Linked DNA regions of Homo sapiens: region 2 is linked to region 1. Evidence: chromatin contacts called from ENCODE Hi-C or POLR2A ChIA-PET data. All regions are on one chromosome and are shown on one strand. Each heading gives the region's core, a stretch centred on a gene start or an enhancer-like site at or near the end of the contact. The rest is flanking DNA. Distances are from core to core; before and after follow the strand shown. Region 1 has its middle 120 kb from the start of TSLP. Region 2 holds the start of TSLP (thymic stromal lymphopoietin).

What was found. A loop is a pair of places that touch in the nucleus more often than their neighbours do. ChIA-PET counts read pairs that join two places held with the same protein, here RNA polymerase II (POLR2A). Pooled maps may share reads with other maps.
Region 2: a loop to region 1 is called in a map of MCF 10A, with 2.6 times the contacts of the local background. The contact joins the promoter of TSLP here to the enhancer-like site in region 1. A Hi-C loop is called at or near these places in 2 of 168 maps with a recorded cell type or tissue (MCF 10A and PC-3) and 1 of 50 pooled maps. POLR2A ChIA-PET finds 5 or more read pairs at or near these places in 2 of 52 experiments (AG04450 and WTC11).

What each region holds. Positions count from the first base shown.
Region 1 is chr5:110,949,151-110,954,807 of GRCh38, forward strand. It overlaps the pseudogene BCLAF1P1. Among named protein-coding and RNA genes, the nearest start is that of TSLP, 120 kb to the right of the region's middle. Within about 2 kb of position 2,286, at least 3 of the 41 ENCODE cell types and tissues checked have a DNase peak (open chromatin) inside an H3K27ac peak, as active enhancers do; they include PC-3, where a contact is called at or near this core.
Region 2 is chr5:111,069,381-111,075,037 of GRCh38, forward strand. It overlaps TSLP (thymic stromal lymphopoietin), which reads left to right and starts at 2,333. Exons shown (of 4, transcript NM_033035.5): 1 at 2,333-2,681; 2 at 3,508-3,552; 3 at 4,131-4,265. The coding sequence starts at 2,511.

The sequences.
Region 1 (5,657 bases), core at 1,036-3,535:
GGATGATGAGAATCACTTGCTATCATTTTGATCCTAAGTGGGCTTTCCTCTCTGAAGGTAGACTTTCTCATGCATCCAGATTCTTGTGTAGAGGGGGATTGTAATCAAAGAGGTCTTTGAGCTTTTCAGACTTTACCTGCTCAGGTGACTGAGTTTCTTTCTTTACTATTATTCTTTCAGAATTTTTGTCTTCTTCTTTGTGCTTATCTTTTGTAGTGCTAGGCCTTTCCACTACATATCCAGCTTCTTTAAGTTCATAATTTTTTTCTTCTCTAAATCCACCACTTTCTCTATTGCCTTTCAGTGAAACTTTGGACTTGTACTTGAGTCCTTCCTCCTCAGTATTCCGGTGAGATGCAGCAGCAAAACTTTTACCTTGATCTGTGAGGACTGACTTCCTGAACTGTCTATAATCCTCTGTCTCCTCTGTGCCATCCCCTTCTGAATCATTAAACTTTGTTTTCCAGACTCTTTATCACTGAAGTAATCTAGAGCTTCCTGATCTTCCCATTCTCCCTCTGCCCTCCCTTTCTCTGATCCTTTCTCTTTTGAAGCCTCTTTATCCCTGGCATTACCCCTATCAAGCAGGAATACTCTAGACTCTTCATCTGTGAACCTTTTTAGAACTTCCCAGTCTTTGCAGTTTCCTGATCTCCATTATCAGGATAAAATGAGGAACGGCCCCTAGACTCATCTCTTGGAGCATTCTGTGGTGCGATTGTCTTTGCAGGACTTCTTCGTGAAGGGATGTGATGAACTGGACTATTCTGAGAAGGACTGTATGGACTAGATCCATTTCCAACAGAACCAGACCCAGACCTTTCAGGACTATGCTGAATGGATTTTGAATGCTGAGAAGGAGTATTTTTTGCAGAGTGAACTGTACTGAGCATGGGAGCATCAGAGCAAGATGAACTCTGACTAGGTGGTGTAGCAATATGTGAAGGACTATGGGGTGATCTGGGACTATTATTATAAGCTGTAAGGCCAGGCCAAATATCACCGGATGTGGCTGATGAGTTACTAAATTCATCGATAGACTCAGATGGATCATGTTCAAATGTATCTTTCAGTTCCTCCTGTGATTTAGTTTTCAACGGACTCTCTTCTTGGGGTTCCCCTTCAGCTTTTTTGGCTTGTTTTTCCTGAGACCCTCGTCTTTTAGAAACAGGAGATTTGCTATATGGAGATGAAGAACGAGAAGAGAATGATCTTGGAGACCTAGAAGAGCTATATGACCAGTGAGATCTGCTTCTGGATCTTTGAGAAGAAACGGATCTTCTTTTTGGACTCCTGGAATGTGAACGACCTCGTCTAGGACTCCTAGAGTGCCTCCTATTCCGGACAGGTCTATAACCACCTAGATGATATCTACCTCCTCCTCCTTGATAATACCCTCTACCCCTTCCTCTGTACCCATAAGGTCATTTCATTCCTCTATTATTTCTGTACTCACGACGATCATCTCTAGAATACATACGATCTCTACTCCAAGACCTTGAATATGTTCTGGAACGAGACCTAGAACTGTGTCGCTTCTTTCTAGAATGAGATCTTGATCTTGATCGAGAACTAGACTGTCATCTAGACTTTGACCTTGAAGAATGTGATCTAGAATTGGAGCGACCCGTTTCTTTTCTCCTTGGGTTTATGTAGGATCAAGGAGTCAAGTGAAATCTTTGAGATACTGTAAAAATTCTTCCTGGAGAGAATACTCTGAGAAATTAAACTCTAAATTCAAATTCCTCACACACTGAATCGCAGTTCCGGGGATTTATTTCCATTGCGACTACACAGTGGCCATTTCCCAGCTCAAGAAAGCGAGGAAAACCATAGAGGTACCTTTGACGCGCTAGCTCCGCTCTGTCACTTCCTCCTGCTCTAAAACTTTTCAATAAACTGTCACTCCTGCTCTAAAACTTGCCTCAATCTCTTCCTCTGCCTATGCCCTTCAGTCAAACTCTTTCCTCCTAGGAGGCAAGAACCAAATTGCTGCAGACCTGTAGGTATTCACCACTGGTAACAATGTGACATTATTTTCCCGTGGTTAACAGGAGCATATGGGAAAATACAATGTTCTCTGAGCTAGAAGATATGGGTTCTCTTCCTCAATCTACTACAAACCAGCTGTGGCCTCTAGAAAAGTGTGAAATTTCCCTAGGCTTCATGGAATCATATACATTTTGAGCTAGAATAACCATCACATTTTGTAATTGAGACCCAGAGGCCTAAAGTGATTTGCTTGAACTCTTACCACTAGACAAAGGGAGAATAAATTCATTCCAAAGCACGTAAAGGCTTGGAGGTGACAGAGTATGATTCATTTAAAAAACAAATCTCTTGTTATTCTGCCAACAGCCAACTACCTGAAGTCAAATTGGGCATGAAGGCCAATTCCATTAGTTATGAAACTTGGATAAATGTTTTGCTGCATGTGATAACAAATGAGTAACTTAATTCTCTAAAATATGTTTAAACTTACCTAGGTTAACATTCAAGTAAAATATCCTGAAGACTGTGAGAAGGTTTCTAGTGCCCATGAAAAAACTGAACCACCAATGCACACATCACAGATTTCAAAATGGGAAAATGAATCATCAAAGGGAAGGAGTTCAAGAAAAAAGTCTAAGACGATACTGAATTTTGATAGGCAGAAGCAGAAACTCTCAAGAAAACTAGAAATCATTATCAGAAAAGTAATAAAAAGAAAGTAACCAGAAAAGAAAGCAATCAAAAAGAAAGACAGAATCTACATTTGCTGGGCATTTACCATGTGTCAGGTATCACGTTTTACACTTTCTTGTGTTTTCTCATATAATATTCAAAGCAACTTAAGAGGTTCAGATGGTCAACCTCACTTTGTAAATGAAAAACATAGTTAAGAGAGGTAAAGTGACTTGTCTAAGGTCACAGCTAGTATCTGGTAGAGCCATTATTCAAATTCAGATTCGTCTGTTTGACGCAAAATACTATGGTTTTGCACGATAACTCTCTTGCATTTAGAGCCAGAAGGGGTAGAACTGGTTAAACACTGGTTTAACTTTTTTTTTTCTTGTTGATATTTCTATTAATAGCATACAGCTCCTTTCTTCTTCAAAATATGTTTATATACTTATTCAATCTTTCTTCTTTTTCCCTCTGTCCATCTTCCTAAACATACCTGCATTTTTATATTACTCCTTTATATTTCTCCAAAAATTATTCTTTCTTCTTCCTCCTTCTTTACTCATTCAAGATTTAGTAGCTTGGAGTTCTTTTTAAGAAAAGAAGATACTATAACCATATTGACAGTTTAGTAACATTATTCTGAATACAATAATCTCAACAGTGACTACAAGTAGAATATTAGACAGAGGGATATTTCTTTTTATACTCTTCCTGAATGCTATTAAACTCTAAATGTTTGAGTTTCATGCTCACCAAGATAACATCAGTTCTTTTCCTGGCTACCTGATAGTCAGGTATGTCCACAGATCCTTAGCCCGTTTTCCTTGGTTTCTGCTAAGTAAGCTCTTAGACTGCTGTATTCTCCCTACTTCCCTCTTTATGCAATTTCTCTTTCATAATCCAAATTCCCACTATTGCTCTCATTACTCAATCTTTCTTTAGGAATTCCCATTCCAAGATTAATAAGCTAATATCTTCATAATCTTTACTTTGTAATTTCCTCAGTGCTTATAATTTACTATAGTTTAGTTCTTCCCAGGGAAAATGGCTTCCATGAATTGAATCATTTTCCAATATTCCAAGCATATGAAGACCCTAGGATGGCATCAGGATCCTCCTTCCTCTCCACCACCATTTCTAGACAATTACTCTTCTCTTCTCTTGTTAAACCTCACCTCCAACCCTTTCTCAGTCATTCTCACTTATTATTTATTAAAACCTTTGGCCTTTCCTTCATCTTCAAATCCTGTCATCACCCTGAGGAAACACATAACTGATTTATCTTAAATTTTTTCTGTTTAGATTTCATCACCTCCTTATACCTAGGGATCTCTTCTTAGCTCTATTTTGGGCACTCGCTTCCATGAACACATTCTGGGCATGGTTGTCAAATGCAGCTACTTCACTACTGAAATAATAAATATAGTACCTTTAGGCCGGGCGCGGTGGCTCACGCCTGTAATCCCAGCACTTCGGGAGGCGGAGGCAGGCAGATCATGAGGTCAGGAGATCGAGACCATCCTGGCTAACATGGTGAAATCCCATCTCTACTAAAAATACAAAAAATTAGCCAGGCGTGGTGGCGGGCGCCTGTAGTCCCAGCTACTTGGGAGGCTGAGGCAGGAAAATGGCATGAACCCGGAAGGCAGAGCTTGCAGTGAGCCGAGATCGCACCACCGCACTCCAGCCTGGGTGACAGAGCAAAACTCCGTCTCAAAAAAAAAAAAAAAATTAAATAAATAAACGTAGTACCTTTAAAACAACACTTTCCTATCCTTCCAACTTGCTTTGTCTTTTACACCCAACACATCATCAAGATCTTTGTTCAAGTCTATCAATTCCTCTCATTTTGCCTATCAATCATTCTTCTCTTCTCTCACTAGTGTCCTTAAATTGGAAAATTATGTTGACCAGACCTAAGGAAAAAAAAATGTAAATCTGAAATGGAGTTTTCTTCCCTGGGAGATAACAAGCAAGTTAACGGCAACTCCTTCAATTTCTCTGGCACCAAAGCCACGGGCCCTGAACTCTATTTCCTGCCTTCCCTCCTGCACAATACAAGAATTGTGTGATAAATTCTATGCTTTCTTGTCTTTGCAAAGAACAAACACCTATAATTACCCATTTTTACTTTTGTATTATCAATGTCTAGATTAAGCTCTTCACTGGATTAATCCCAACTACAAGCACATGTGACCTTCCATCTTTCACCTTTAAACATCTCGGGCCAGGCGCAGTGGTCACACCTGTAATCCCAGCACTTTGGGAGGCCAAGGCGGGCAGATTATGAGGTCAGGAGATTGAGAGCATCCTGGCTAACACGGTGAAACCCCATTTTTACTAAAAATACAAAAAGTTAGCTGGGTATGGTGGCAGGCACCTGTAGTCCCAGCTACTCGGGAGGCTGAGGCAGGAGAATGGCATGAACCCAGGAGGCAGATCTTGCAGTGAGCTGAGATCATGCCACTGCACTCAAGCCTGGGCGATAGAGCGAACCTCTGTCAATACAGTTGACTTCGTCCATCTTAAGACACTTTTTTGTCTGAGTCTCTGTGACTATGTAATCTCACAGTTTCCCTTCTTTCTCCTTTGCTCTCATATTCTCCTCCTCTAGGTTCCAAATATTGGAAAGCCTTGTATCTTCATCCTAGGCCCTTTTCTCTTTTTAACCTAGATACTCCCCTGGGGTAATCTTACCTACTGTCATGATTTTAAATACCTTTCATAAACTAAAAACTTCCATAACTTTATTACTAACCCCTGACATTTCCTTTTGGATTTCAAAGAAGCATCTCAAACTTAAAATTGCCAAACCACAGCTCTTGATTTTCCCCTTGTGTATTAAAGGGTTAACTCAGCTGACCCAGACTGCTTAAACCCTGCACATTTCAAAGATCTTCAGGTCTGGTTCCTGGGATGTACCTCTGAGTCCTTGGAATATTCTGCCTAATAAGAGTGTCTCTGTATACCTGGAGCCCTGGGACATGCTA
Region 2 (5,657 bases), core at 1,083-3,582, 120 kb after region 1:
TGCTGGAAGCCTAGGAAAATGAAGGAAATAGGGCTGGAAAGACAGCTTGGAGCCAACGCAGGAGGGATAATTGTAATCTCAAAACAACCTTGAGTAGGTTGTTTTGCCATAACTTTTTGAGCAGACAAGTAATATAATCCAGGTGATCTAAGAGGTCACATAATTACAGATAAGGAAATTGGGGGCAAAAGGAACAAGTGTTTAGCAATGTTTTAACAGACAAAGAGACACCTGGGATGCCTTAGAAAGAGATACCCTGCCTACCTCATCTGAACAAAGACTCTACATAGATCATAGACACAAGGGGTTTTTAAAAGAGGAAACAAAAAAAGGGAGGCAGCCTGGTTATACCTCCAGAAGAATGCAAGTCGAAGCTCAGTGTAGGCTGCTTTCTGTTGTTCTTGCCCCCATCAGCAATCAAGAGATGAAGCCGAAGGTTCTAGTGGGCACTCACACTCTCTGGCCCTACAGCAAGCCACTAGAGGGGAAGGCATGTCAGGTGAGGGTGACAGAAGCAGCCACCATGCCCTTTCCTTTGTCTCTTGGAGCTATCCCAGCCCAGTGAAGAAATCTAAGTTTAGCTCCTGTCTGCCTATATAATAATGTCCAGCTGCCGACCAGAATAATCTCTGATGTCACAATAGATTAATCAGGTTTTGGCATCATCCCACAATACCCTGAGAAGTTGGTGATGGGGGAAGAGTGGACTTTTTTTTCAAAGAATGCTGTGGTGACTCGAGTACAACACATGAAGAATTCCAGAAAAGAGCCATTTTTGAAGTCAGCGGTGAATCAGAGGTTTTCTGACCCTCTCGAGTGCCTTCTATGAAGAAGAGTTCAACTCTGGCTCCAGTTTGTCCCCTACTCTTTTCCCGAATCCCTCGACATTCCTTGCTCTTTTCCCCAGGCACCGCATGGCCTGTGACATTTGCTGGGACTCACACACGGCGTCCAACCTCCTTTCTCCGAGCGATGACTCCTAGGAACTTCCCAAGGACCAGAGCGATGCAGGCTCCGACACGCGAGGGCGGGGGGCGGGGGTGAGGGGTGCGATGGACGGGGGAGCGGAAGGGAAAGAGAGAGAGAGGGGACCTGGGTGTAGAGAGGGCCCAGGGCCGCATGAGCCAAGCCAGGGAGGAGCAGGGGGTTCATCTCAGCAACCTGATCGGTGTCGGCCTTTCCCTCCCTTCAACCCTCCATTGGTGTTGCTGGAACTGGGAAGACTGCTAGACAGACATCCTCTAGGGCACTCTCCCTGACTCACTTTGCTGTGCTTTTAAGCGCTCTTTTCTGGATCAACAAGAGTTTGCTAGTAAAAATCTGAGCCCGCCATCTCGATGCTTCTCCTGTCTCTAAAACTGGTGCCCGGGCTGAGGCCCCAGGTGACAGACGTTTTCCAGTCTACGCTGCGCGGGGCTAAGCCTCTGCGAGGCAGAGCGCACTAAAGCGTGCGCCGCCTCCGGGAGAGCTGAGCTCAGGACAGCATCGTCTCCGTGCGGTCGCCGCTGGGCACCCAGCAGCGCGGTCTGGCTCCGCTTCTTGTGTCGCTGGCCTTAAGAGTGGGACTGTGAAGGTGGCTGGGCGCTGGAATTTGTGGTTTTAAAAGTTCTTGACACCTGCTAGAAAGTGCTAGAGGACTCTTCAGCCCCTAAGGTGCCCCTAGCCACCAAGAGTAGGCGTTTTTCCTGAAATTGATATGGGAAATTTGAAAAGTAGGGTTTTTGAGAACAAGCCACATCAGATCTTTCCCCACTTATTTCAACCTCTTATCGTTCCTGCCCCTAAGGTTCTGGTCACGGTTGCACATTTAATGCTTTCACATGGAAGTGCTGTCGAAGACTGAGACTGCACCCCACCCTCCAAAGCATCCCATAAGCAAGCACAGTTTCTTACTAGCCAAGGAGAAGGGAAAGCACTAGTTGAAAGTGGCCACAGGAAATGCTCAAAGATGTTCAGAATGCATGGGACATATGCAAGGACTCCAAATCCTTACAGTGGCTGCTGGTTTCAGAAGGTGTTTCTCCCAAATAGAAAGGATTGGTCACGGAAATGCCCTGTAGGAGAAAGACACTGGTATCCGTTTCTTAAAGGACATTCACACTTATGAAGTGTTTAGGGCAAAGCAAAAAGGAGGAAGGTGAGGGAAATTCCTGATGACTTTACTGATGTTAAAATTCCATAGATTTAGCTACTCCTTTTTTTTTTTCCTTTCACATCATCAATTCAGAATTCTATAAAGGAAGAGAATGACATGGTAGAAAATCATTGGCCTAGGAGAAAAGAGCCCGTAGGCGTTTAGGTGTTATATAGTGCAGCCAGAAAGCTCTGGAGCATCAGGGAGACTCCAACTTAAGGCAACAGCATGGGTGAATAAGGGCTTCCTGTGGACTGGCAATGAGAGGCAAAACCTGGTGCTTGAGCACTGGCCCCTAAGGCAGGCCTTACAGATCTCTTACACTCGTGGTGGGAAGAGTTTAGTGTGAAACTGGGGTGGAATTGGGTGTCCACGTATGTTCCCTTTTGCCTTACTATATGTTCTGTCAGTTTCTTTCAGGAAAATCTTCATCTTACAACTTGTAGGGCTGGTGTTAACTTACGACTTCACTAACTGTGACTTTGAGAAGATTAAAGCAGCCTATCTCAGTACTATTTCTAAAGACCTGATTACATATATGAGTGGGGTAAGTGAAGAAGCTTTTTTAAAACAAATGTATTTTCATCAGAGGAGTCGGCATACACACACTCTACAATTTAACTTTGTAGGAAAGAAAAATAATTTAGAAAAAATCATGGCCCCACATTTTGTCAAGGATTCTTACAAGTGATATTCAAATATCTAATCTAAAATGATTATCTAGAAATTGGCACATTCTAAGTGTGCAGATGCTGATGAGGAGCAGGTATTGATAGACAGCGCGTTATGCGTCAAAGGATGTCTATCCTTTGCTAAAGTGTTACTCTGACTATGCTGTAAAAAGCAGGAGGTAAGAGCTTAAGAAAGAGGAGTAAAAGAGATAATTCTCATGAGATAAACTCTAAGGATTGATGCTGTGCTCCAGGTCTCTCCAGTGTTTTAGATGTTTCAGGATGCTATTTATTACAGAATATGGTGTACTTGGAATTTTTTTTAACATACAGTAGTAATCATTTTCCTGATTAACCTAATTTCTAGACAGAGTTTGCATTCATGAATGGCCACAGTACAGATGCGGACATCCAAAGGATGGCATTATTACTCACAAGCATAGTGCTATGTGCAGTTATGGCTTGAGGGAAGGGAGGGGGGAGGTCGCCCTCTGAGACCTGAACCTTTTGGTGTGGTTTCAAGCACTAACCAGCACTATCTAATGGCTATTTCACTGCCTTGTCAATGACATAGGAAAAAGGTACCTGAGTGGAAACTGTTTTCAGGGCACCTTTAAAGCCTGGGAGCAAAGGGTGGAGGGATGATTTTCCTTGTGGACTTAAAAGTCTTTACCCTCTTTGTCCTATTTTTCTTTCTTCCAGACCAAAAGTACCGAGTTCAACAACACCGTCTCTTGTAGCAATCGGGTGAGTAGAGAGTTCAGTGCTGCTGGCTTTCTCCAGGGAGACGCCAGGCATTTTGGAGAGGGAGTATCCTGCTACGTGCAGAACTCCGAGAGGTGCCTGGGCTCCGGGACGCCGCCGCCGGGGGAAAGGGGACATCTGGGCTGTCAGAGCGGGGCTGCGCCTAGCTTGGGACAACACTTCTGTTCCAATTTAGGGAGAGGAAGTCTCTATCCGGAGGAAAGGCAAATTGGGAACTGGGACGAGGGAACGTTGTTAGGGGCACCACCTGCTGGGGTCCGGCGCCTCCGCGCTCGGGCTCGGAATTTTGGCAGCCTCCGCCCCCTGGAGACTTGGGAGGAGCGAGCGTGGGTGACAGTCTTTTCGCGACGAGTGCCCTCCGCCACCCTCGCCACGCCCCTGCTCCCCCGCGGTTGGTTCTTCCTTGCTCTACTCAACCCTGACCTCTTCTCTCTGACTCTCGACTTGTGTTCCCCGCTCCTCCCTGACCTTCCTCCCCTCCCCTTTCACTCAATTCTCACCAACTCTTTCTCTCTCTGGTGTTTTCTCCTTTTCTCGTAAACTTTGCCGCCTATGAGCAGCCACATTGCCTTACTGAAATCCAGAGCCTAACCTTCAATCCCACCGCCGGCTGCGCGTCGCTCGCCAAAGAAATGTTCGCCATGAAAACTAAGGCTGCCTTAGCTATCTGGTGCCCAGGCTATTCGGAAACTCAGGTAAGCCCGAAGCCTCAGACGTTTGCTGTACCTTGGGGCTAACCTCAAATTAAACTGGGGCTTTGGTGCAGAAGTCGTTCTCTTATTTTTATTTAGGTTTTATCTTTCGAAGAGCAAACGAGCCGGGTAAAAGTGGTAGGATGTCAGTTAGACCCACGTTGATACCCGGAATCAAACTCACCTATTTCTACGGTTCTGATACTGTTTTGGCTGAATTATGGTTCTAAACCTTAGGGCAATGTTTCAAGCTATGATGAGTGAGACTTCTATATCAGAATGTTTTGATTGCTGGAGCATAAGAGTATGGCTGCTAAAAATGCCAATTCCCAGGTACTCAACCCAGACCTTCAACATTAAAATCTCAGATTATGGGGCTCCTTAAGAGATTCTTGTCCAGTCCAAAGTTTGAGCAACACCTCTTGTTCTTATCACTTAATTATTGTGTGCTTATTTGCTAAATGTATAATTACATTATACATAAAATCTCTATCCTATGTTTGCTTAATTGCTTGTGTGGGCGCTATTGCTGTCTCTTTACACATTTTTGCACATGTAGTTATCTGCATTTGAATGCTCGTGTAGCATTAAATATGGAGATAGTGTAGTGGAAAGTTAGGCACAGGAACTCTGGAGACAACCTGCCTGACTTTGAATCCTGGCCCTATAACTTCTGTGAAGACTTAGTTAAATTACTTAGCCTCCGTGTACTGTAGCTTCATGGGTAAAGTAAGTATCATATCAGTTAGTCTTATACAGGTTGTTTCTGAGGATTAAATTAGTCAACACATGTAAATGCAGTTGGAACAGTGCCTGGTACACAACAGGCACTCAATATTTATTTCAGTCAGCAAGTAGAGGATTTATCTTCATGGTGACAAGTTTAAGGAACAGAGAGAGACAAGTGCAGATATGTTTGATTGCTCCTTATTAGCCTAGTGGACTTTATATGTCTACAGTCTAGGTAGATGGACACGACTGTCACTTTTTTTTTTTTTTTTTTTTTGAGACAGAATCTCGCTCTGTTACCCAGGCTGGAATGCAGTGGCACGATCTCAGCTCACTGCAACCTCCATCTCCTGGGTTCAAGCCTCAGCCTCCCGAGTAGCTGGAACTACAGGTGCCCGCCACCACGCCTGGCTAACTTTTGTATTTTTAGTAGAGACGGGGTTTCACCATATTGGCCAGGCTGGTCTCGAATTCCTGACCTTGTGATCTGCCTGCCTCGGCCTCCCAAAGTGCTGGAATTACAAGCATGAGCCACCATGCCCAGCCAAAACTGTCACTTTCTAGAGGTTGAGGATTGAAGCCATAGCGCTGATCTGGGTTGAGCTTGAATTAGAAACTCAATACCAGACAGCCATATGGGAAACCTATTTGGCTTCATGCCTTCTT